Regions from separate parts of the Homo sapiens genome. Here region 2 is linked to region 1. The links are chromatin loops, found by intact Hi-C in ENCODE. Cell type or tissue: natural killer cell. All regions are shown on one strand. Links, peaks and the distances in the headings refer to the core of each region. The heading gives the core; the rest is flanking DNA.

Region 1 (5,382 bases), core at 115-5,114:
CTTTCTAAAGAATTAACGTCTTGACTGGGCGCAGTGGCTCACACCTGTAATCCCAGCACTTTGGGAGGCTGAGGTGGGTGGATCACCTGAGGTCAGGAGTTCGAGGCCAACTTGACCAACATGGCAAAACGCCGTCTCTACTAAAAATACAAAAATTAGCCAGGCGGGTGGCTGTAATTACACGTGGCGGGTGCCTGTAACCCAGCTACTCAGGAGGCTAAGACATGAGAATCGTTTGAACCCAGGAGGCGGAGGTTGCAGTGAGCTGAGATCGTGCCATTGCACTCCAGCCTGGGAGACAGAGCAAGACTCCATCTCAAAAAAAAAAAAAAAGAAAGAAAAAAAAAAGAATTAAACTTCTTGGTCGAGTGTAGTTTTCAAAATTTGCAAAGTGAAATGGTTCTTACCAGCCTTCCAAGATGCCAAGGAAGGTCATCCTTGTATATCTTGACTTTCAACTACCTCATATTATTGAAGATCTTTGTGTCATAAAAGTATTTCATTGTTAGTTGACTTCTAATTTCTCATGTTTATGGAACAGATTGATGGTGCAAAGAGTCATAAATATTTTGAAAATTGTGTATATTGGCCATGGAAAACTATAATTTCCCCTCTTCCATCTAACTTTTACTTACTTTAAAATACAAAAATTAATTTCCATTCCCTGAACACATCCCAATTAAAGGGAAAAGAATTAAGCCAGAGCCAGTAGCTGTCAGGGTGGCACAAGCGTCTATTCAAACACAGCACCTATCAGGGCAAGTGTTTGTTTTTGGTTTTGGTTTTGTTTTTGAGACGGAGACTCGCTCTGTCGCCCAGGTTGGAGTGCAGTGGCATGATCTCGACTCACTGCAACCTCTGACTCCCGGGTTCAAGTGATTCTCCTGCCTCAGCCTCCCGAGTAGCTGGGACTACAGGCAAGTGCCACCACGCCTGGCTAATTTTTTGTATTTTTAGTAGAAACGGGGTTTCACCATGTCGGCCAGGATGGTCTCAACCTTCTGACCTTGTGATCCACCCGGCTCAGCCTCCCTAAATGCTGGGATTACAGGCTTGAGCCACCACACCTGGCCGGGGAAGTGTTTTTAAAATGGAAAGATTTGCTCTAACATAGCACCTGACTGTCCACAACAGACTCCAGCAGCTCAGTGTCCACCACACCATCTACCCCTTGGCCACGGTGAGCCTCGTGGATGGGTCTCCACCTGGTCCGCACTGTGTCTGAACACATCTGTGCTGCAGAGAAAAATCCTTGCTGCGGTGTCCTCATTGCTCTTCCGATTCCTGAATTTTCTGACACTTCTCTTATCTTTCCTGTCTTTGCTTGAGACATAGTCAATTATTGTTACTTGCAACCAAAAGATGCTCAAATAATAGAGAAAATAAGTATTTATCTAACAATTTCTTATGTTAAATAAACACTTTGGGAGACAGCAAACTGTTTCCAGGCATCTTTGTAAATGGATACATTGTTAAACTCTGTGATTGATCATTACATTTGTTTTTATAAAATTTTATAATAAAAATTTTATAATAAAAATAAAATTTATTAAATGTAATAAAAATATTACATTAATGTCTCAAATATTACATGTCTCAAATATGTAATGACATTACATGTCATTACATGTCTCGTTACATTACATGACATTACATGTCTCATTACATTAATGTCTCAAATATTAATCATTTAGAAATATTGCATTTCCAATGGCATACAGATTTATCCAAAAATATTCCCTTCACACAAATCAAACTGAAATTCCCTTTTAGGTGTGTTTTTAGAACTGGTTTCCAAGTTAGAAAAGAAAATGTTTCATGTTTAAATGTCAATTCTTGGATTCAGGCTTTACTCTACACGTCTTTATTAAAGGCCTATGGCTTAACACGAGAGACCCACGGTTCCTAACGTCCACATAAATGAGAACAGGTGCACCCATGAAACAGCATGGCTGATGAAGCGGGGGAGTGGCTCTGGCCTGGAGTAACAGCACTTCATCCTGCCGGCAGCCCCACCACCAACTCACGGAGTGCCTTTGAGGAAGTGGCTTCATCACCCTTGGGCCTCGGTTTCCTCACCCACACAGTGAAGAGATTGAATGAGATTTTCTGCCTACTCTGAATTCAATCAAGAGGTGAGTCAAAAGGAAGTTTAGTAGGCTCTGATTGCTACTAAAAATAAAAATTCGATGTATTTACTTCTGTGTTCTACAACGAGAAATGGAATTGTTTATAGAAAAGCAGCCATGGAGGACTTCCTCCTCGTGCAGCAGGAACCTGGCAGTGACCGCTAACATGCTAAGGGTGGACTTGATTCTCTTTAGCTGTAAGGAATCACAAGTCCATTTTTTAAGAATACATGTGTTAAACTAGAATAATTTGACCAAAAATATTACTCAAATTGTTATCTGTACAGTGCTCTAGCATTTCTGAAGTATTTTCAGACATTAACAAGTCTGGGCCTCCACTCCTGGGATGGGCATTATCACTGTCCTTATTTTGCTTCTGAGAACATTGGGTACAGAAGAGTGACTTCCTTGAGGTTAACCTGTGATAAACTAGTCCTGATTCAAATCTGACTTTGACTCTCATGCTGATTCTAGCACCGTGCATGGCTCCTAGTGAATTGCTTAAAACCTTGCAGGTAGGCTGGGCACGGTGGCTCATGCCTGTAATCCCAGTACTTTGGGAGGCCGAGGCGGGCGGATCACCTGAGGTCAGGAGTTCAAGACCAGCCTCACCAACATGGAGAAACCCCGTCTCTACTAAAAATACAAAATTAGCCAGGTGTGGTGGCGCGTGCCTGTAATCCCAGCTACTCGGGTGGCTAACGCAGGAGAATTGCTTGAACCCGGGAGGCGAAGGTTGCAGTGAGCAGAGATTGCGCCATTGCACTCCAGCTTGGGCGAAACTCCATCTCGAAAAAACAAAACAAAACAAACAAACAAAAACCTTGCAGGTAAATTACAATCCTAAAATTCACTGTAGGGCAAAACAAGAAACTTGAAGTAAGCATCCTGGTTTACCTGGAGGAAAATCAGAAGCATGAGAACTTGGTAGTGCAAATACCCGTGGCTCCTGCAGATCCCTTCATTCAGGCAAAGAAGCCCAGCAATTAAGACTTTTTCGCTCTCTCCTCCCGTGAGACCATGAGCGTTTCTTTCACCTTCTATGGCTTTCTCAGTTGTAAGACCCCCACAGAGCTGGGAGGACAGCACACTCCTGGCATGTTAGGCGTTCAGGGAAGACCAGCAGCAACGCCAGGTCCTGACCATGAGGAGGCCTCCGGGTGCCAGGCGGTGGTCAAGGATGCTGGTTTTGGAGCCAGATGCAGGGCGTTGGCCTTGTGCAAGTCAGGTCCCTGGCTGGAGTCTCAGCACCTTCATCAGGAAAAGCAGCCATTTTTTGGCAGGGTTGTCATAAAATATGAAGTATGCAGTGCTAGCAATGTCTAGCATATAGGAGGCAATAAATGGTGGCTATATTGATATACATACACCACGACACTGAGTACCTTTATTTAAAGTTGCCTGCTGAAACAAGCATTTTCTTGTTTCGTAGAAAATTCTACTTTAATATAAAATATTATACCATTGAAGAGTTTGGATGTGTAACTTGTGATGCCTTAGAAAAATATCCTAAGGGGCTAGGTGCTGTAGCTCATGCCTGTAATCCCAGCACTTTGGGAGGCTGAGGCGGGTGGATCACCTGAGGTCAGGAGTTCGAGACCAGCCTCACCAACATGGAGAAACCCCGTCTCTACTAAAAATACAAAATTAGCTGGGTGTGGCGTGGTGGCGCCTGCCTGTAATCCCAGCTACTTGGGAGGCTGAGGCAGGAAAATCTCTTGAACCCAGGAGACGGAGGCTGCAGTGAGCCAAGATTGCGCCATTACACTCCAGCCTGGGCAACAAGAGCAAAAATCCGTCTCAAAAAAAAAAAAGGAAAAAAGAAAAAGAAAAAAATCCTAAGCACAAAATAAATTTTTCTAACCACTTCAAAAAAAAAAAAAGAAAAAAAGAAAATTTCTACTTTAGCCAGGCACGGTGGCTCACACCTGTAGTCCCAGCACTTTGGGAAGCTGAGGCAGGTGGATCACCAGAGGTCAGGAGTTCAAGACCAGCCTGGCCAACATGGTAAAACCCTGTCTCTACTAAAAATACAAAAATTAGCCGGGTTTGGTGGCACACGCCTGTAATCCCAGCTACTCGGGAGGCTGCAGCAGGTGAATAGCTTGAACCCAGGAGGCGAAGGTTGCAGTGAGCCGAGATCGTGCCATTGCACTCCAGCCTGGGCAACAAGAGCAAGACTCTGTCTCAAAAAAAAAAAAAAAAGAAAAGAAAAAAGAAAAAGAAAAATTTTACTTTAATGGAGTTTACTGGCTCCAGTCAAGATTTAACCTGGGCTGGGCGTGGCGGCTCACACCTGTAATCCCAGCACTTTAGGAGGCTGAGGCGGGCGGATCACGAGATCGGGAGTTTGTGACCGTCTGGCCAACATGGTGCGACTCTATCTCTACCAAAAATACAAAAAAATTAGCTGGGCGTAGTGGTGCATGCCTCTAATCCCAGCAACTCGGGAGGCTGAGGCAGGAGAATCGCTGAACCCAGGAGGCAGAGGTTGCAGTGAGTTAAGATCAGGCCACTACACCCCAGCCTGGGTGACAGAGCAAGACACCGTCTCAGGGGAAACAAAAAAAAAAAAAAAAAAGATTTAACCTGTTACTCAGTTTGTAGTAGCTTCTTTTCAGATTGGGGTTTTTAATTGGAAAAATACCAACCCCATCTTTATGAACAGTCAAGTAATACAGAGTATTTGAGGTAAGGAAAGAGAACTGGCCTAATGATTTTCTTCATTCCAGTTATAGAATTCCTCTCATTCTTTTGGTGGCACAGGGGGCACAGCTCACTAATGTTTGGTTTGTTAGAAAAAAATGTAATAGTTGGATTCTCACTGATGAGCTGCTTAAAAAACAAAGACGGAATAGTTAAAATAAATACTCTGAAACAAAGCCCCTCATAAAAAGCCTCAGGAGGCAATTTTGACTTAGTAACACAACACACATTTGCTCTCCCACCTCCTTCCCATTAGCGGTGTCTTCCTAAGCCCTCCACGAGTTCACAATGAGAGCCTGTGCAGAGAACACGAGTGCCTCAAGAAATGCAGTCACGGACTAGCAATTTTTCCAGATTAAAAAAACCCCGGAAATCTAGCCCCCAAGGTGCTGAGAACTGCCTGGACTCTGCGATGAAAGAGGCACATTCTACACGCTAAAATGGAGAGGGAGGCAGACAGTATCAATAAAACCTCTCTCCATATATGCCAAGGATTCTAGAGCCATAAATTACATTAGATAGAAGGAAAAAAGCTAGATGTCCTCGA
Region 2 (5,382 bases), core at 174-5,173, 72 kb before region 1:
GCATCGCCTTGGCATCTGCACATCTGTATTTCCAGCAGCAACTCTTGTTAGCCTGGGCAAAGAAGCAAATGCCACTTTCCAACACTGGACAAATTAGATGGGTGGGAGCTGAGATACAATCAGTCAATCAATCAGCCAGCAGCCCTGACCCCCTCACACCTAATGACAAAGAAAGTCCTTCCATGAGGTTGGGCGCGGTGGCTTAAGCCTATAATCCCAGCACTTTCGGAGGCTGAGGCGGGTGGATCACGAGGTCAGAAGTTTGAGACCAGCCTGATCAATATGGTGAAACCTTGTCTCTACTAAAACAAAACACAAAAATTAGCCGGGTGTGGTGGCGCACGCCTGTGATCCCAGCTACTCAGGAGGCTGAGGCAGGAGAATCACTTGAACCCGGGAGGCAGAGGTTGCAGTGAGCTGAGATCGTGCCACTGCACTCCAGCCTGGGTGACAGAGCCAGACTCCATATCAAAAAAGAAAAAGAAAAGAAAAAGAAAGTCCTTCCGTGAACAGCCGCTGCGCTCTCTGAACGCTCGGTGGAGAGGAGTCTGGGAGGGCACTGACATTACATTTCCAGCTGCTGTGGTGAAGGGAAGGGAAACGATGATGAAATATAGTTCAGTAGGAAAAACATCTTTTCTGCCCACTTCTCACAAGACGAATGACAGAGAAGATGAAGTTGGAATTCTTTCCATTTGCTTTTGCCTCATGGATCGGATCCTGGAGGGAGAACGAAATGCGTGGGCTGCCAGTGTGTGTGTGTGGAAGAGCTACAGCTCATTTCTGTAACAGGAAACAACATCTGTTTCTACTCAGGGACCAAATAATATTTTTCAAAGTCTGAGCTGAGCAACTAGGTTTCCTTTTACTGGAAAACCCAGTGTGGCGCCTCATACACTGGAAGCTCAGCCCTTTTTCCTAACTTGCCCTTTCTCCTGACCTGCCAGGAAACAGGAAGGCTTCTACCCTTCCATCCACGCATGGTCCTGCGGTTTCCTCAGCCCTGGCCGGGATTGCAGTCAGCGCTGGGAGGGAGGACCGGGTGCTGTGCCCAGACTGTCAGTCTTTCGTGCTGAGCCCGACAGTGTGATCCACTCTCTGTTCTGACGCTACGCTTCCCTTCCTCGGTGCCCAAGCTGAAAGAGGTCTTTGTCCATCCAACAGGGAGAGAAAAGTGCGCTAAGTTAGTTTTTCTAAACGGAGGGCCAGCACACATACCACACAGTAGAGGAAGTGCGCGAATCTTAAGCGCACAGCTCTGTGACCTTCCCATGTGTGCCTCAGGTCCAGACCCAGGACATGCCCAGGGCCAAGAGTTTCCTCTCATGCATCTCCCCAGCCCATGACCCATCCACCCAGGGATTGAGGCAACGCAATTGCGATTCCCAGAAGAATCCATTCTTCCTACGCAACGTTTTGCATCTGGCCTCTCTATGGACCTTCCAGGCAGCCTGTGGTGTAGGGGACTTGTGAGGCTAGGGAAACTGCCCAATAGACCTCCAGGTGACCCCTGCCAGAGCTGCCTAGAAAAATGCCACCAGCTGTCACTTACTGAGTGTCTCTATGCACCGGAAACCGCACCGAGGGCTCTAATCTTTATAGCAGCCCCCCAGGTGGACACTGGTTATTTCTCGTTGCCAGGCCGTGCAGCTAGTGCGTGATGGATTCTGACTTTACCCAGGTCTGTGGCTCTTTACTCTGCCCCACCAGCTCCTGCACTTGCTTCCTCCTTCCCGCCTTCTCCCCGTGCCAGGGCTGACTTGTCCACTGCACTTTGGTGGGTGCAGAGTGTTCCCAGGGAAGTGAGAGGTGGACTTGGTGATACCCACAGGCCTGAGAACCCAGACTCCGCCAGGGCACGCCAACCACAGTTCCCAGGATGGCCAGAGCTGTTAGCCCCGCCTCCCTACTCCAAGTTCAGTGCCAGCCGTTTGGCAGCTTGAAATCGACAAACACTATCCAACAAGGGTTTTGTTTATCTCAGGACAAAGGTGAACCTGAGGCTATGGGATCCCGATGGCCACAAGGGAATGCCCAAGCATTATCTGAGGATTTGCAGCAGGACTGCCCGATCGCAGATTCTTCTCTCTTCCATTTTAAGCCTCTGTTCTATGCTGGGCCACATCCATACAAATGCTTTTCTTCCCTCCACCGTGAAACGTACTAGTATTTGTTCCAGTGCAATCTGATCTCAAGACACGGCCCAGCGCTGCATCTTTCTCCAATCTCCTAGGCTGGCTCTGACGTCCCCACCCAAGTCCCAGCCTCAACGCTCCTAGTGTGGCTCTGGGTCCATCGAATCCACTTTGGGCCCCTTCAGTTTTGCAACCACTCTGGACTCACTTTCAAATGTTTTTCCATCTCAGCACCCACCTCACTCTTATCCGAGAGGTTCCCTAGTCCTTAGAAGAGGACTTGGCAGAAGCTCTAGTGTGACCCCCAAGCCAGTCTCTGAATCCCCGCCATGGCAAGAGGCCATAGGGCTTGGAAGAGCAGAAAGGAAAGTGAGTTTGGGAGGCTGGCAAGTGAAGAGAACAGGCTTGGGAGGCAAGTGCAGGTGGGCTGGGATCCAGCCTCTGCCACTTTCCAGCTGTGAGACCATTGGCAACTTATGTAACCTCTCTGAGCTCCAGGGATTTTTTTTTTAATTTGTTAAAAAAAAATTAGAATAACTGTTTCATTGGATTGTTGAGATTATTAAGATCATCAATAGGATATGTTTAATATATTCAGTATTTTTATTAAAAGATAGCAATTTTTTTTTCTACCGTTGACTTCCCTAAATATATGTATTTCCTTTTCTATAAGGCAGGAATAATACCCTACAAAGAAATCCCAGATAAGGAGTAAAGTAAGTCTGCAGTGGGTAGACTGGGTTCTGTGGTGTAAAAAGGCGTTCTTCCTCACCATGTGTGGCTTTCACCAGCATGAGTTTAAACACTTGATCACAGCAACCCACTAGGAGCCAGCTAATCTCTCAGGACGAGCACATGTTAACTAAGTTCATGAGGCAGGTGTATGAAACTGTGATGCCAGTTTATTCATTTGCATTACAAATGCAGTTTTCACGGGAACTTGCTCCCTGCTGGCAGAGCCTCTCTCCTGCCTGGAGGACAAGAAATACTCAAAGCCAATTTCCTAAGCCGATTACCCTGAGCAAGGTCAAGGTGAGCATCACTCACGTTTCTTCAATGATTCTCGTTGTTGTAAGCTTCCCTACCCCAACAGCTCTAACAATGCAATAAACCCTAAACTAACATGAAAAAGACTGACAGTGCCAAGTGCTGGTGAGGAAGTGAATCAGCTGGAGCTGGCACACGCTGCTGGGGGAGTGCAGATTGGCAAAAGGACTTCGAGAAACTGTGTGGCAGTATCTATAAAGCTGAACAAATGCCTATCTATGACAAGCAAACCAGTTCCTACATTTCTGGCTAACAAAAATGTCACATGTTCACCAAAGAACATGGACTAGAACGTTCACAGCAGCTTCATTTGTGATAGCCAAATGCTGGGAATTGCCAAAAGCCCATCAGCAGGAGAATGGAAAAATATAACAAAATACTATTCATCAGCGAAGCACCAAAATGATAGTGACACATCTAGCGAGTGGCAGGGCCAGGGTTTGAACCCAGGCACAGCGGTGCCAGAACCTTGCTCTTATCTGTGAGATGACCCCCGCCTCTGGTGCAATGTGCCAGTCACAGTACTTACAGCCATGAGCAACAGAAACTGAAGCTGGCTCTAATGAGAGTAGAATTTATTCAGAAGATAAAAAGATATAAAAAGAAGAGAAAAGAAAGAAGAAAATGTAAAAAAAAAAAAAAAAAAAGAACAGAAAGAAAAGAAAAGAAGAAAAGGAAAGAAAAGAAAAAAAGAGAAAAGAAAAGAAAGCAGGCTGGACCTACTGGGAACCTGGATGTGGAAAACCATCCCAGGGACCGAGGAGGTTACTCTGACCACACTAGCCCCTTAGTTCTTCCTCCCTGGCCACTGCTCCCTTTGCCTCTCTATAGATTCTGTCCCTCCGCGGTCATATTTCCTGCTCCCTGCTCACAGGCTCCCAGCTATGGTGGCCCTGGCTCTGAACCTCCATTCATACAACTAATGGCAGTGCTTAGGACTGACTGGTCTCAGTTATATATATATAAATATTAATTTACCCACCTAAATAGTTCATACATGCACATGATTTTCTTTAAGTCAGAAAGTGACACATTAAAAAGTTTCCTGTCTGACCCCAAGACACACCTCCCTCCTCCAAGGTCACCCTATGTTAATGTTTGTTATACCTTTCTACAGGCATTCTGTGTATAAAGAGTAATTTTTTTAAGCATCCAGGTTGGTGGAAAGAAAAAAAACCAGAATAGCCAATGAAAATCCAAAGACTTGCCCAATCTCACCAGTAATCAGGGAATGGTAAATTTAAAATTTAAGAAACCAGGCTGAGCATGATGGCTTACACCCATAATCCCAGCACTTTGGGAGGCCAAGGTAGGAGGATCACTTGAGGCCAGGAGTTCAAGACCAGCCTGGGCAACATAGCAAGACTTCGTCTCTATAAAACATTTAAAAATTAGTTAAGTGTGGTGGTACGCACATTCCTGGCTCAAGTGATGCTCCCATACTCAGCTTGGAGGCTGCGTATGGGACTCTGGGAGGATCACTTGAGCCCAAGAGGTTAAGGCTTCAGCGAGGTGTGATCATATCACTGCACTCCTGAGTGACAGAGCAAAACCTTGTCTCTCCATATATACATACACATATACATATACATATACATATACATATACATATACATATACATACACATACACATATACATACACATACACATACATATACACATATACATACACATACACATATACATATACATATACATACACATACACTTATACATATACATATAATGTCTTGCATGAGATTTTTTTAATGTCATGCATTTTTAATGCATTTTTCATAAAACCTAGCAGTTTGTCCACTAAGATATACTCTGACCAACACTCACAGTTTACACAAGAAATGTGTGCAAGCACAGTTGCAATAGAAAAAGGGGATAAACTATCACATAATTATAAGATAGAATGCCATACAGCCATTTTAAAAATAGGTCTACAAGTATCTATTCAAAATATAAACAGGTTTCTTGCTTGATCTACGGATTCTACTCAAAAGCACGAGTAGATTTTAAAATCCGAATGCCATCTCAGTTTCTACTTGTGGATGTCAAAAGCTGGAAAGAATATTTATTGCTTTCACCCTTATAACAAGAAGAAAGGCAAGCTAAAAATTCATGACTTTTCTTGAACCCATAAGAACACTGAGGTCAAAGGACATGGCTTCACTAGGAATTAGAGGAGAAACAGGGGCCCAAGGCAGACA

The links. Hi-C counts contacts between places; a loop is a spot of excess contacts. Peaks named below come from ENCODE experiments on the same cell type or tissue, not always from the same donor. Only the 100,000 strongest peaks of a DNase experiment are listed, where the experiment ranks them.
Region 2: a loop joins it to region 1, with 3 times the contacts of the local background. A loop is called at or near these places in 8 of 110 quality-filtered maps.

Annotation. Positions count from the first base shown.
Region 1 is chr13:110,723,548-110,728,929 of GRCh38, reverse strand. No RefSeq gene overlaps it. Among named protein-coding and RNA genes, the nearest start is that of ING1, 13 kb to the right of the region's middle. RefSeq lists an enhancer at 2,163-2,302. In natural killer cell, for the core only: no CTCF peak of the experiment used is centred there; DNase peaks (open chromatin) are centred at 769 and 2,019; H3K4me3 peaks cover 541 bases.
Region 2 is chr13:110,795,352-110,800,733 of GRCh38, reverse strand. No RefSeq gene overlaps it. Among named protein-coding and RNA genes, the nearest start is that of LINC00567, 15 kb to the left of the region's middle. RefSeq lists an enhancer at 1,843-2,344. In natural killer cell, for the core only: no CTCF peak of the experiment used is centred there; no DNase peak of the experiment used is centred there; H3K27me3 peaks cover 1,715 bases.